2 separate regions of the Homo sapiens genome follow, and region 2 is linked to region 1. Evidence: chromatin contacts called from ENCODE Hi-C or POLR2A ChIA-PET data. All regions are on one chromosome and are shown on one strand. Each heading gives the region's core, a stretch centred on a gene start or an enhancer-like site at or near the end of the contact. The rest is flanking DNA. Distances are from core to core; before and after follow the strand shown.

Region 1 (7,272 bases), core at 3,237-5,736:
GCTGAGGCAGGAGAATGGCGTGAACCTGGGAAGCGGAGCTTGCAGTGAGCCAAGATTGTGCCACTGCACTCCAGCCTGGGCGACAGAGCAAGATTCCATCTTAAAAAACAAACAAAAAAAAAAGTTCAAGAGAAAAATATAATACAGGAGAAAATCTTTGGGTTACGCAAATATTTGTTAGATAGGACACTAAAGACAAAAGCTACAAATCAAAATATTGACAGATCACTTTGGGAAGCCTTGGTGGGTGCATCACCTAAGGTCGGGAGTTCGAGACTAGCCTGGCCACCCCGTCTCTACTAAAAATACAAAAACTAGCTAGGCGCGGCAGTGTGTGCCTGTAATCCCTGCTACTTGGGAGGCTAAGGCAGGAGAATTGCTTGAACCCAGGTGGTGAAGGCTGCAGTGAGCCCAGACCACACCACTGCACTCCAGCCTGGGAGACAGAGCGAGACTCCATCTCAAAAAAAAAAAAAAAAAAATTGGCAAATTAAACTTTATTGAAATTAAGAATGCTTTTGAAATATGCTTTTAAGAGAATAAAAGGACATTATTTATGAAGGCCATATTTATGAGGAAGAAAATATTTATGAGGGAAGGAAATATTTATGAGGGCTGGGCACAGTGGTTCACACCTGTAATCTCAGCATTTTGGGAGGCTGAGGCAGGCAGATTGCTTGAGCCCAGGAGTTTGAGACCAGCTTGGGTAATGTGACGAAACCCTGTCTCTACAAAAAATACAAAAATTAGCCGGGTGTGATGGCTTGCACCTGTATTCCCAGTTACTCAGGAGGCTGAAGTGGGAGGATTGATTGAGCCTGGGAGGTTGAGACTGCAGCCAGCTGTGATTGCACCACTGCACTCCAGCCTGGGTGACAGAGCAAAACCCTGCCTCGAAAAAAAAAGATAATTAAACAAATATCTGAAAAAAAGATAATTAAACATAAAAATCTGAAACCCAGATTTTTATGAATAGTAATAAACTAATTTTAAAAATGGGCAAAATATTTGAATTCACACGTCACCAAAAATATATATATGAATGGAAAATAGGCTCATGAAAGGATGCTTAGTGTCTTTTTAAAATTTTATATATATATATTTTTTGAGACAGCGTCTCACTCTGTCGCCCAGACTGGAGTGCAGTTGCGCGATCTTGGCTTACCGCAACCTCCACCTCCTGGGCTCAAGTAATCCTTCCATTTCAGCCTCCCCAGTAGCTGGGACTATGGGCTCAGGCCACCATGCCCAGCTAAGTTTTGTATTTTTTTGTAGAGATGGGGTTTTGCCATGTTGCCCAGGCTGGTCTTGAACTCCTGAGCTCAAACCGTCTGCCCACTTTGGCATCCCAAAGTGCTGGGTATAAATTTTTTTATATTAAAAATTAAAAAAAATAGAGAAGGGGCTTTGCCATGTTGCCCAGGCTGGTCTTGAACTTCTGAACTCAAGCAATCCTCCTGCCTTGGCCTCCCAAAGTACTGGGATTACAAGCGTGTGCCACCATACCCAGCCAAGGATGCTTAATGTCATTAGATAAATAAAAATTAAACCTACAGCAAGATACCACTACATACTTTTAGAATGTCTAACAAGTGTTGGACATATGGATCTAGAACTCTCATTCACTTCTGGTGGGAATGTGAAATGGAATAACCACTTTGTGTTTTTCTCTTTTTTTTGAGATGAGTCTCACTCTGTCACCCAGGCTGGAGTGCAGTGGTGTACTCTCAGCTCACTGCAACCTCCTCCTCCTGGTTCTCCTGCCTCAGTCTCCCAAGTAGCTGGGATTACAGGCACCCGCCATCATGCCTGGCTAATTTTTGTACTTTTAGTAGAGACAGGGTTTTGCCCTGTTTGCCCGGCTGGTCTTGAACTCCTGACCTCAGGTGATCCGCCTACCTCAGCCTCCCAAGGTGCTGGGATTACAGGCATGAGCCACCATGCCTGGTCTGGAACAACCACTTTGAAAAATAGTTTGGGTCTATGGCCATATCACCCTAAACACACCTGATCTCATCTGAAAAAGTTTGGCAGTTTCTTAAAAAGTTGAACATACACCCACTGTTTGACACAACCATTTCACTGCTATTAATCCAAATAAAAGGGTACATTCATACAAAGACTTGCACACCCATGTTGATAGAAGTTTTGTTTGTTATAGCCAGAAACTGAAAAGTGAACAATGGAGGAATGGATTTAAAAAATTGCAGTATATCAATACAATGGAATTCTACTCAGCAATGACAAGAAATGAACTACTGATCTATTCAGCAACATGGGTGAATTTCAAAATAGTTAAGCTTGACTGTGTAACTTCCAGACCAGTTTTATCTGGCCATACTTTCTTGATAACAGGATGTCTAATTATTTTGCAAGCACAGAGCTAAGAAGTGAAATCGTACCCCAAAGGGTTAAACAGGTGACTAACAGGAATTCTTTTTTTTTGAGATAAAATTTTGCTCTGTCCCCCAGGCTGGAGTGCGGTGGTGTGATCTCAGCTCACTGCAACCTTGTCCCGGGTTCAAGCGATTCTCCTGCCTCAGCCTCCGGAGCAGCTGGGATTATAGGCGTCTGCCACTATGCCCAGCTAATTTTTGTGGTGTTAGTAGAGACGGGATTTCACCATGTTGGTCAGCTGGTCTCGAACTCCTGACCTCAGGTGATCCAGCCACCTCGGCCTCCCAAAGTGCTGGGATTACAGGCGTGAGCCACCACACCCCGCCAGGAATTCTTGAGCTTACATGATGGCAGATAAGACAAGAAACATTTTGCAGAAACTCCCTTTAATTATAAGAGAACGAAACTGGCTGAAATCAGTTGGAACCAACATGGCCAACTGGAGTCTGTGCAGAAAGAGGCTGCTGACATCACAGTCTGAACTTCCGCAGCATGTTCCATATTCACTCTCGCATCCTGGATTTGCACATGCAACCCATCAAGAGACAACTGTGCATGCCCAAGGACTTTCCAGACCTCCCCTTTCTTTCTACCTGTTGATCCCTAACTCATCCCCTAAACCTTCCTAATAAATGTACTGCCTTAAGGCCAGCATGGGGAGATAGACTTGATCTGGCCTCCTGTCTCCTTGCTGGTCAACTGGCAATAAAGCTTTCCTTTTCTCAAAATCTCATGCCATAGTATTGGCCTCTATGCTCATCATGAAGTGACCCCTTGGCCTCAGTAACTGTCCTCTACCCTGAGAAAAAGCAGATAGTATATGATTCCTTAACATATAATTCTACAGGACGCAAACTAATCCACGGTGACCAAAAGCAGATTCACTGTTATCTGAGGGACTGATACGGTAGGCTGTGACTGGGAGGAAGGATTATAAATGAGCAGAAGGAAACTTTTATGTTCATTCTCTTGATTGTGGTGGTGGTTTCAGGGATGTATACACACATATGTAAAAGGCAAACTGTATGCTTTAAATATGTACAGGCTTTACACCAGCACTTCAATAAGGCTGTTTAAAATTTTAAAAGGTGTGGGAAAGAACACAGGCCACACATGTGGTGGTGGAAATGGCCCAGGCTTTGCTATTAAAGTTGCGCTAGTGTCCTTTGTCAAGTCACTTAGAACTCTCAGCTGCAAAGATAACACCGCCCTGGCAGGGATTAAGAAATAGTGTACAGGCCAGGCGCAGTGGCTCACACCTGTAATCCCAGCACTTACGGAGGCCGAGGAGGGTGAATCACTTGAGGTCGGGAGTTCAAGCCCAGTCTGGCCATTATGGCAAAACTCTGTTTCTATTAAAAGTACAAAAATTAGCCAGGCGTGGTGGCAGGCACCTGTAATCCCAGCTGAGGCGATCACTCGAATCCGGGAGGCAGAGGTTGCAGTGTGCCGAGATTGCGCCACTGCATTACAGCTTGGGCGACAGAGTGAGACTCTGCCTCCGAAAAAAAAAAAAAAAGAAGAAAGTCAAGAAAAAAGAAATAGTGAACAGGCCGGATGCGGTGGCTCACGCCGGTAATCCCAGCACTTTTGGAGGCCGAGGTGGGAGATCTTTTGAGCCCAGGAGTTGGAGACCAGCCTGTGCAACATAGTGAGACCGCCCCCTCTACAAAAATGTCATAATTAGCCGGGTGTAGTGGCCTGCGCCTGTAGCCTCAGCTATTTGGGAGTCTGAGGCGGGAGAATCACTTGAGCCCCAGGAGTTCAAAGCTCCAGTGAGCTAGCTCTGGTCACGCCAATATACTCCAGCCTGGGCTACCAAGACCTTGTATCAAGAAAAAAAAAAAAAAAGAAAAGAAAATAAAAAGAAATAGTGAAAATTTAGGCGAATTTAGGTGAAGCACAGGGTATTCGTCCAGGTGTGACATGCAAGGTGGAATGGTGGCAGGCAGCCCGACTCAATTCCAGGCCCTAACTCATCTTGGATCTGTGACCTGAAGCACGTTCCTGAGCGTCTCCGTTTCAATGTCTCAATTGCAAAGCGGATTAAATGACTCAACACAAGTAAGACAGGAGGAGCGCAGGGGCTGGGGCGTTCTCGGTAAGCTGAGAACAAGCCGGGTGGACGATGACCTGACGGCGCCGGCGAGACCCCGGGCCGGTTGCTGGGGTCGCACACAGGCAGCCGGAGGGGCGCGCAGGAGGGTCCGGGGCAGGGGCCGGGAAGACTGGGCAGATAAGAGAGCCGGAACAGGCGAGGCGGCCAAAGAGGCATCCAGGAGCCGCGACAAACGTGCGGGCAGCGCAACAAGTGACCCGCAAAGCACCCAACCACCACCTTAACGCTACTTCCCAGCCTGCCCCGCGCCCTCGGGCGCAGGCGCAGTGAGGTGGGCGGGGGGCACGGCCCAGTTTCGGGGGGCACGACCCGGCCCCTAGCCCCACCCCAGCCGCGGCCACGCCCCTCGCCGCGCCTCTAGAGCGGGAGGCTCGGCTGCTGGTTTCAGTTTGCAGCTAGGGAAGGTGGGGACATTGCCAGTGTCGAGTGGGTTGATCCTCCCTGGGTCCCTCTGCAAATTTAGGACCGTGCCACGAGTCCAGTCAGGAGCGGGACGCCTACCCTGCGGCGTCGTGCGCGCTTCAGGGGCACTATTGCAAAATAGATGCAGCTCTCAGGCAGTTTGCTTGTTCCTGGGTGAGGAGTTTTTGGTTAAAAAACAGTTGTTCCTCCCCGAGTTTGTGAAAGATAATGTATTTAAAAAATAAAACAAAGAAATTCCCAAGTCCCATCTGGAAATAAAAGATAGTTTTAAAAGACACCTGCATTAGATTGCTACAATAAAGTTATGTTTTCGTATTTTTTTCTTGATACAAAACAAATTTAAAAAAATATATTTTTAGACAGAGTTTCACTCTTGTTGCCTAGGCTGGAGTGCAGTGGCGCGATCTCGGCTCAACCTCCGCCTCCCGTGTTCAAGCGATTCTCCTGCCTCAGCCTCCCAAGTAGCTGGGATTACAGGCGCACGCCACCACTCCCAGATAATTTTGTATTTTTAGCAGAGATGGGGTTTCATCATGTTGGCCAGGCTGGTCTCGAACTCCTGACCTCAGGTGATCCGCCCGCTTCAGCCTCCCAAAGTGCTGAGATTACAGGTGCGAGCCACCGTGCCCAGCCAATAAAATATATTCTTTTTTATTTATTTATTTATTTTTTATTTATTTATTTTTATTGATCATTCTTGGGTGTTTCTCGCAGAGGGGGATTTGGCAGGGTCATAGGACAATAGTGGAGGGAAGGTCAGCAGATAAACAAGTGAACAAAGGTCTCTGGTTTTCCTAGGCAGAGTGTGTGTGTCCCTGGGTACTTGAGATTAGGGAATGGTGATGACTCTTAACGAGCATGCTGCCTTCAAGCATCTGTTTAACAAAGTACATCTTGCACCGCCCTTAATCCATTTAACCCTGAGTGGACACAGCACATGTTTCAGAGAGCACAGGGTTGGGGGTAAGGTCATAGATCAACAGGATCCCAAGGCAGAAGAATTTTTCTTAGTACAGAACAAAATGAAAAGTCTCCCATGTCTACTTCTTTCTACACAGACACGGCAACCATCCGATTTCTCAATCTTTTCCTCACCTTTCCCCCTTTTCTATTCCACAAAACCGCCATTGTCATCATGGCCCGTTCTCAATGAGTTGTTGGGTACACCTCCCAGACGGGGTGGTGGCCGGGCAGAGGGGCTCCTCACTTCCCAGTAGGGGCAGCCGGGCAGAGGCGCCCCTCACCTCCCGGACGGGGCGGCTGGCCGGGCGGGGGGCTGACTCCCCCACCTCCCTCCCGGACGGGGCGGCTGGCCGGGTGGGGGGCTGACCCCCCCACCTCCCTCCCGGACGGGGCGGCTGGCCGGGCAGAGGGGCTCCTCACTTCCCAGTAGGGGCTGCCGGGCAGAGGCGCCCCTCACCTCCCAGACGGGGCGGCTGGCCGGGCAGGGGGCTGACCCCCCACCTCCCTCCCTGACGGGGCGTCTCGCCTGGCGGGGGCTGACCCCCCCACCTCCCTCCCGGACGTGGCGGCTGGCCGGGCGGGGGGCTGACCCCCCCACCTCCCTCCCGGACGGGGCGGCTGGCTGGGCAGAGGGGCTCCTCACTTCCCAGTAGGGGCGGCCGGGCAGAGGCGCCCCTCACCTCCCGGACGGGGTGGCTGGCCGGGCGGGGGGCTGACCCCCCCACCTCCCTTCCGGACGGGGTGGCTGCCGGGCGGAGACGCTCCTCACTTCCCAGACGGGGTGGCAGCCGGGCGGAGGGGCTCCTCACTTCTCAGATGGGGCGGTTGCCAGGCGGAGGGTCTCCTCACTTCTCAGACGGGGCGGCCGGGCAGAGACGCTCCTCACCTCCCAGACGGGGTGGCGGGGCAGAGGCGCTCCCCACATCTCAGACGATGGGCGGCCGGGCAGAGACGCCCCTCACTTCCTAGATGGGATGGTGGCCAGGAAGAGGCGCTCCTCACTTCCTAGGTGGGATGGCGGCCGGGCAGAGACGCTCTTCACTTTCCAGACTGGGCAGCCAGGCAGAGGGGCTCCTCACATCCCAGACGATGGGCGGCCAGGCAGAGACGCACCTCACTTCCCAGACGGGGTAGCCGCCGGGCAGAGGCTGCAATCTCGGCACTTTGGGGGGCCAAGGCAGGCGGCTGGGAGGTGGAGGTTGTAGCCGAGATCACGCCACTGCACTCCAGCCTGGGCACCATTGAGCACTGAGTTAACGAGACTCCGTCTGCAATCCCGGCACCTCGGGAGGCCGAGGCTGGCAGATCACTCGCGGTTAGGAGCTGGAGATCAGCCCGGCCAACACAGCGAAACCCCGTCTCCACCAAAA
Region 2 (7,272 bases), core at 3,491-5,990, 270 kb before region 1:
AGGTCCGAGCACATTTGGGAGGTTTATTCTAATCCTTCGGCTCCAGCCACCCACCGCCGCGCCTTCCAGAGGGAGCCTTCACACCATCCCCTTCCCCTCTGGTACACTCCAATCAAACTTTCTAGACCCTATGTACTCAAAAGCACGTTGGAGGTGACTTAAAATACTTGTCTTTCCTTTTTGGGGTGAGTGTGACAGATATAGTACAGGGGTTATTCAACCATCCGTTCCAATATCTTTCTGTTGTGCTTCATGTATTGCAGGAACTGAAAAGAAAGAACTACCTTTCCCAGACCCCTTAGCAGCTAGGGTTTCAGATATGATTAGGGGTCTGCTAATCAGGTCTACTAGAGAGAAACATGAACTTGAGACAGAGTGAAGTAGAAAGAAAGACCACATAGCAAAAGGTAGCCATTGTGTAGACACAGACAGAACAAGGCTTTGGAGCCAACGGTTCGGTGGCAAAGACAGCCTCTAGTTCACCAGATCACACCTAAGCTTCCTGACAGCAGGAGAGGTGGCATAGCAGCTCCTTCACGGCCAGTTCTGAGGTGTGATTCTGGAGGGCATTCCTGGAGCCTCCTCCTTCAGCCTATCCACTTACTAAAAACCTCACTCCTGTGTTAAGTCTGTCTCAGCTTAAAAGCCAGGCATGGTGGCACGTGCCCGTAATCCAGCTACTCAGGAGGCTGAGGCAGGAGAATCGCTTGAACCCGGGAGGCGGAGGTTGCAGTGAGCCAAGATCACACCACTGCACTCCAGCCTGGGTGACAGAGCGACACTCGGTCTCAAAAAAAAAAAGAAAAAGCAACAGCACTTTTCTAATTATCTGCACCTGAACCCTGACAAATATAGGCAAACACCACTGTCTTCAACTTTTTATTTAAGTACTGCTAATACTATGCCTAGCAAACATCAAGAACTGGGTGCAGGCCGGGCCCAGTGTCTCACGCCTGTAATCCCAGCATTTTGGGAGGTTGAGGTGGGCGGACTGTTTGAGTCCAGGAGTTCAAGAACAGCCTGGGCAACATGACAAAATCCCATCTATACAAAAAATATGAAAATCAGCTGGGCATGGTGGCACGTGCCTGTAATCCCATCTACTCAGGAGGCTGACGTGGGAGAATGGCTTGGGCCCAAGAGGCAGAGATCATGCCACTGCACTCCAGCCTGGGTGACCAGAATGCAACCCCATCTCAAAAAACAAACAAACAAACAAACAAACTCAGTGTATATATAAAGACACATTTACAGTCAAAGGGAGGCTAAATTGTGTTCTGCAGCTACCAACTTGCCTGCCTTTTCAATAAATTCAGATTTCATCTTATGAAATGTGTTAATACATATATAGCTCTCATAAAGTATATTTACTATAAAGACACGTATACATTATCACATACAACCACATATATGTACACACCCATATATATTCCCAAACAGGAAAATCAGTAAACTGTGTGTCTCAAGACCTTCAGTGTAAGTTTAAAAAAACTACTATATATACAATGGAATATTTTTCACCCTTAAAAAAAAAAAGGAAATTCTGTCATTTGTGACAACATGGATGGAACTGGAGAACATTTTGCTAAGGGAAATAAGCCAGACACAAAGACAAATGCTGCATGTATTCACTTATATGTGGAATCTAAAACAACCTCAAAGAAGTAGAGAGTAGAGTGGTGGTTAAAGAAATCTGGAGTGGCCAGGTGTGGTGGCTCACGCCTGTAATCCCAGCACCTCAGGAAGCCAAGGCGGGTGGATCACGAGGTAAAGAGATCGACACCATCCTGGCTACACGGTGAAACCCCATCTCTACTAAAAATACAAAAATTAGCTGGGCATGGTGGTGTGTGCCTGTAGTCCCAGGTACTCAGGAGGCTGAGGCAGGAGAATTGCTCGAACCTGGGAGGCGGAGGCTGCAGTGAGCCAAGATTGTGCTACTGCACTCCGGCCTGGCAACAAAGCGAAACTCCATCTCAAAGAAAAAAAAAAATCTGGAGTGAGCCGGGCATGGTGGCTCACGCCTGTAATCCCAGCACTTTGGGAGGCCGAGGCGGGTGGGTTGCCTGAGGTCAGGAGTTCAAGACCAGCCTGGCCAACATGGTGAAACCCTTTCTCTACTAAAAATATAAAAATTAGCTGGGCGTGGTGGCGAGTGCCTGTAATCCCAGCTACTAGGGAGGCTGAGGCAGGCAGGATAAGCGCTTGCATCCGGGAGGTGGAGGTTGCAGTGAGCTGAGATTGTGCCATTGCACTCCAGCATGGGCAACAAGAGCGAAACTCGGTCTCAAAAAAAAAAAAAAAAAAAAAAAGGAAGAAAGAAACCTGGAGCGGGAAGAATAAGGAGATGACGGTCAAAGAATACAAAACCTCAGTTATTCAGGAGGAATGTGGGTTTTTTTTAAGTTCTACTGCACAGCATGAATATAGTTAATAATAGAGTATTGTGGCTGGGCACAGGGGCTCAAGCCTGTAATCCCAGCACTTTGGGAGGCCGAGGTGGGTGGATGACAAGGTCACGAGATCAATACCATCCTGGCTAACATGGTGAAACCCTGTCTCTACTAAAAATTTAAAAAAATGAAAAAATTAGCTGGCCGTGGTGGCGGGCGCCTGTGGTCCCAGCTACTCTGGAGGCTGAGGCAGAATGGTGTGAACCCAGGAGGTGGAGCTTGCAGTGAGCAGAGACGGCGCCACTGCACTCCAGCCTGGGCAACAGAGCAAGACTCCGTCTCAAAAAAAAAAAAAAATAAGAGTATTGTGTATCTCCAAATTGCTAGAGGAAATTTCAAATGTTCTCACAAGATGTTAAGTATTTGAGGTGATGAATGCATTAACTAGCTTCATTTAATTATTCCACATGATATTCATGAATCATAGCCATCACTTTATACCTCATAAATTTATACATTATTATAAACTGTCAATTTACAGTTAAAAAAAAAAGTTGAAGAAATCCAGGAGGAAGTCTCCATCTCCCTTTTGTTTTTTTGGCAGGGGACAGGGTCTGGCTTTGTGGCCCAGGCCGGAGTGCAGTGGCACAAGTGTAGGTCACTGCAGCCTCAACCTCCTAGACTCAAGCAATCCTCCTACCTCAGCCTCCTGAGTAGCTGGCACTACAGTTGCGTGGCCATCATGCCTGGCTAATTTGTTTACTTTTTATAGAGACGATGTTTTGCTATGTTGCCCAGACTGCTCTCCCAACGTTTTTTTTTTCTTTTGTTTTGTTTTGTTTTGTTTTTACGGAGTCTGTCACCCACGCTGGAGTGCAGTGGCATGATCTCAGCTCACTGCAATCTCTGTCTCCCGGGTTCAAGCGATTCTCCTGCCTCAACCTCCCTTGTAGCTGGGATTACAGGTGTCTGCCACCATGCCCGGCTAATTTTTTGTTTTTGTTTTTAATAGAGACGGGGTTTCGCCATGTTGGCCAGGCTGGTCTCGAACTTCTGACCTCAGGAGATCCGCCCGCCTCGGCCTCCCAAAGTGCTGGGATTACAGGCGTAAGCCACCGCGCCCAGCCTGGTCTCCAACTTCTGAGCTCAAGCAATCCTCCCACTTCAGCCTCTCAAAAAACGGTGGGATCACAGGCGTGAGCCACCATGCTGGGCCTCCATCTCCTTTTAACAAAGGAGTTAGAAAATAAAAATAAAGTAAAATAGAAGAAAAAAAAAACTCTCACAAAACCTTAAGAAAGGCCGGGCGCGGTGGCTCATGCCTGTAATCCCAGCACTTTGGGAGGCCGAGGCGGGTGGATCACCTGAGGTCGGCAGTTCGAGACCAGCCTGACCACCATGGCGAAACCCCGTCTCTATTAAAAATACAAAATTAGCCGGGCGTGGTGGCATATGCCTGTAATCCCAGCTACTAGGGAGGCTGAGGCAGGAGAATCGCTTGAACCTGGGAGGCGGAGGTTGCGGTGAGCCGAGATCGCGCCATTGCACTCCAGCCTGGGCGACAGAGCGAAACTCCGTCTCAAAAAAAAAAAAAAAAAAAAACTTTACGAAAATAGCATTTTATGGTTCTTCAGAAAAGCAAAAAACACTCCAGTGTACTTCAAAGAACACGGCTTTAAAGTCTGCCCCAAACTATTCTCTGGAAAATATCCTCAAATGACAGAAAAACAATAACATGCCAATCACAACCTTTACCTGAGCGTCCTGCGCCTCTCTCTCTGGCACCTGCAGGCACTGGGAGCGGAACACCTTCCAGCTTCGGGGTGAAGACAAAGGGCCGTGAGGGCTGCACCCCGACTCCAGCCCGCCGGCCCGCCCCAGCCCGCTGGAAAGGACACCCCTGGAGCAGCTCTGGGACTTCCCCGCCTACCTGCGCGCACCGCCGGTGCTACAGCCGGGGCAGGCGCACGCGAACACGTGCAGCAGACGGTGAAACGGGGAGCCTTCCAGCGGGCAATACACCTGCACGACCAGAGCGAGCGGCTGCCCGCAGCGCTGACACACGGGCCTGGGCGCAGCCACGGTGGGCAGAGCATCCTGAGGGGACAGAGGAGGCGCTCAGACCCCGACTCCCCCCAGGACCTCGCCCACTCCCTCCGCACCCTTCAGCAGCACCCATCGACCCCAGCTCCGGCACCCGCCCTCACCGGAATGCCGCCCAGCTTGCTAGCAGTCCAGGCACCCGGCCCTGTGGGGCTGCCGTGCACCGGCGCATCTCGAAGGCCCAGCAGCACCGGCTTCAGAACGGCCGCCATGGCCGCCGGGCGACCAGGTGAAAACGCAAACTACGGCGGCCTCTCTGCGCACGCGCAACGCTACGCTAAAATGATAACCCCGCTCCCTTACTAGGATCCGATGCGGAGGCGTGGCTTTAAGGCGCGTGCGCTCAGGTCCCAGAGCCACAGAGGCGCCGCTGGCGTCAGGGGCTCGAAATCCCGGAGTCCCAGGCATTATGTGCCCCTTAATGCGCTGTGATAGGAAGTACACACCATCTACTAGGAAGTAGTTTTGCCAAAAAGCTAACTTTCTTTTTTCCTTTTTTTCCTGAGACGAGGACTTGCTATATTGCCCACACTGGTCTTGAACTCCTGGGGTTCAAGCGATCCTCCCGCCTCCGCCTCCCAAAGTGTTGCGATTACAGGTGTGAGCCACCAGAAAAAAGCCTTCCCGGAAAATAAAAATTTTAGGTGGGATAATGGTATTATCAGTCATTAACAAGAACAATAAAGTTTTTTAAAAAGTTAAAGTTTTTAATTTTTAGAGAAACACACCAAAATGCTTATAGATGAAATACCTCCGATTTGCTACTACATAATTAAGGTGGTGGGGTGTAAATACAGTAAGATTGACCATGAGTTGATAATTGTTGAAATTTGGTGCCAGGCACATGGAGATTTATTCTATTTGGGTTTTATATGTTTGAGATTTTTCAGTTTTTATTTTTGTTTTGTTTTGTTTTGTTTTTGAGACAGAGTCTTGCTGGGTCGCCCAGGCTGAAGTGCAGTGGCGCCATCTCACTGCATCTCAGCCTCCCAGGTTCAAGTGATTCTCCTGCCTCAGCCCCACCCAGTAGCTGGGGTTACAGACGCCCACCACCACGCCCGGCGCCCGGCTTTTTTTTTTTTTTTTTTTTTAGACGGAGTTTCGCTCTTGTCGCCCAGGCTGGAGTGCACTGGCGTGATCCCAGCTCACTGCAACCTCTGCCTCCCAGGTTCAAGCGATTCTTCTGCCTTAGCCTCCCGAGTAGCTGAGATTACAGGCATGTGCCACCATGCCTGGCTAATTTTGTATTTTTAATAGAGATGGGGTTTCTCCATGTTGGTCAGGCTGGTCTCGAACTCCCAACCTCAGGTGATCCGCCCACCTTGGCCTCCCAAAGTGCTGGGATTACAGGCGTGAGCCACCATGCCCGGCCTTTTTTGTATTTTTAGTAGAGACGGGGTTTCACCATGTTGGCCAGGCTGGTTTCGAGCTCCTGAAATCAAGTGATCTGCCCACCTCGGCCTCCCAAAGTGTTAGTATTACAGGTGTGAGCCACCGCGCCCAGCCACACAATACAGTTTTTTCAATTCCTGCAGCACAACATGGGTGAATTTCAAAAGCATCATGGGAAGAAGCCAGACACAAAAGGCGCCATTCTGGTAAACGCAGAACTTCGGAGGGAAAAAAATCAGTTCAATGGTAGTCAGGAGTTGGGATGAGGGAGTAGGACTGGACCACAAGTGTCAGGAACTTTTGAGGGTGAGGAAAATGCTGTATATCTCATCTGTAATGGTTCTAAGACTGTATATACACTTGTGAAAACTCATAACTGTATACCAAAGAAAGGTGAATCTTACTATATGTAAATCACACCCCAATAAACCTGACTTTTTAAAAATGCAGGCTGCAAAAACATTATTTTAGGATTCATAACGTGGTATGCAAAAGAAATGAATGTTTTCAAGGATTTACACCTCAAAGGAGGAAGCACCAGCCTTTGTGAGGTTTGGCTCTAGCCCAGCAAGGATCTGGAGATGAAACCCATTTACTCCTTTTTTTACCACACTTCATCCTGATAGCTTTAAAAGGCCCTGTGATGCTGGGCACAGTGGCTTGCGCCTGTAATCCCAACACTTTCGGAGGCCAAGGCAGGAGGATCTCTTAAGCCCAGGAGTTGAAGATAAGCCTGGGCAACACAGTAGTATTACCAGGGGAGGATCTTGACTACAAGTCGTCCAGGTTCTTGGAATATTGAACAAAGAGGTGGACAAAACACACAAAGCAACAAAAGAAGGAACAAAAGCACAGATTTATTGAAGCAAAAGTACATTCCAGAAAGCGGGATGAGGCTCAAGCAAGTGCCCTGTGTAGAAAATCTGGGGTTTAAGTACCCTTTAGAGGTTTCCTATTTGGTTACACCCTATGTAAATAAAGACTTGGCCTGCCACCAGTCAGAGGCTGAAGTGAATGCTCCTTTGTCTCCAGACCCTATTCTCTGGCCTCAGTGGGATCCTATCACTACAAAAATTTATTTTTTATTTTTCTTATTTTTTTTTTTTTACAACAGTACACTGATCTACAAAAATTTTAAAATGAGCCGGGCGCGGTGACTCACGCCTGTAATCCCAGCACTTTGGGAGGCCAAAGCAGGCGGATCATGAGGTCAGGAGATCAAGACCATCCTGGCTAACACGGTGAAACCCCGTCTCTACTAAAAATACAAAAAATTAGCCGGGTGTGGTGGCGGGCACCTGTAGTCCCAGCTACTCGGGAGGCTGAGGCAGGAGAATGGCGTGAAGCCGGGAGGTGGAGCTTGCAGTGAGCCGAGATCACACCA

The links. A loop is a pair of places that touch in the nucleus more often than their neighbours do. ChIA-PET counts read pairs that join two places held with the same protein, here RNA polymerase II (POLR2A). Pooled maps may share reads with other maps.
Region 2: a loop to region 1 is called in a map of B cell, with 22 times the contacts of the local background. The contact joins the promoter of PDCD2L here to the enhancer-like site in region 1. A Hi-C loop is called at or near these places in 1 of 168 maps with a recorded cell type or tissue (B cell) and 8 of 50 pooled maps. POLR2A ChIA-PET finds 5 or more read pairs at or near these places in 3 of 52 experiments (A549, H1 and WTC11).

The regions. Positions count from the first base shown.
Region 1 is chr19:34,132,050-34,139,321 of GRCh38, reverse strand. No RefSeq gene overlaps it. Among named protein-coding and RNA genes, the nearest start is that of LSM14A, 37 kb to the left of the region's middle. RefSeq lists an enhancer at 4,035-4,570 and a silencer at 4,554-4,963. Within about 2 kb of position 4,486, at least 38 of the 41 ENCODE cell types and tissues checked have a DNase peak (open chromatin) inside an H3K27ac peak, as active enhancers do; they include B cell, where a contact is called at or near this core.
Region 2 is chr19:34,401,867-34,409,138 of GRCh38, reverse strand. It overlaps PDCD2L (programmed cell death 2 like), which reads right to left and starts at 4,740. Exons shown (of 7, transcript NM_032346.2): 1 at 4,601-4,740; 2 at 4,324-4,490; 3 at 4,149-4,209. The coding sequence starts at 4,708. It overlaps GPI (glucose-6-phosphate isomerase), which reads right to left. Exons shown (of 18, transcript NM_000175.5): 18 at 6,726-7,272.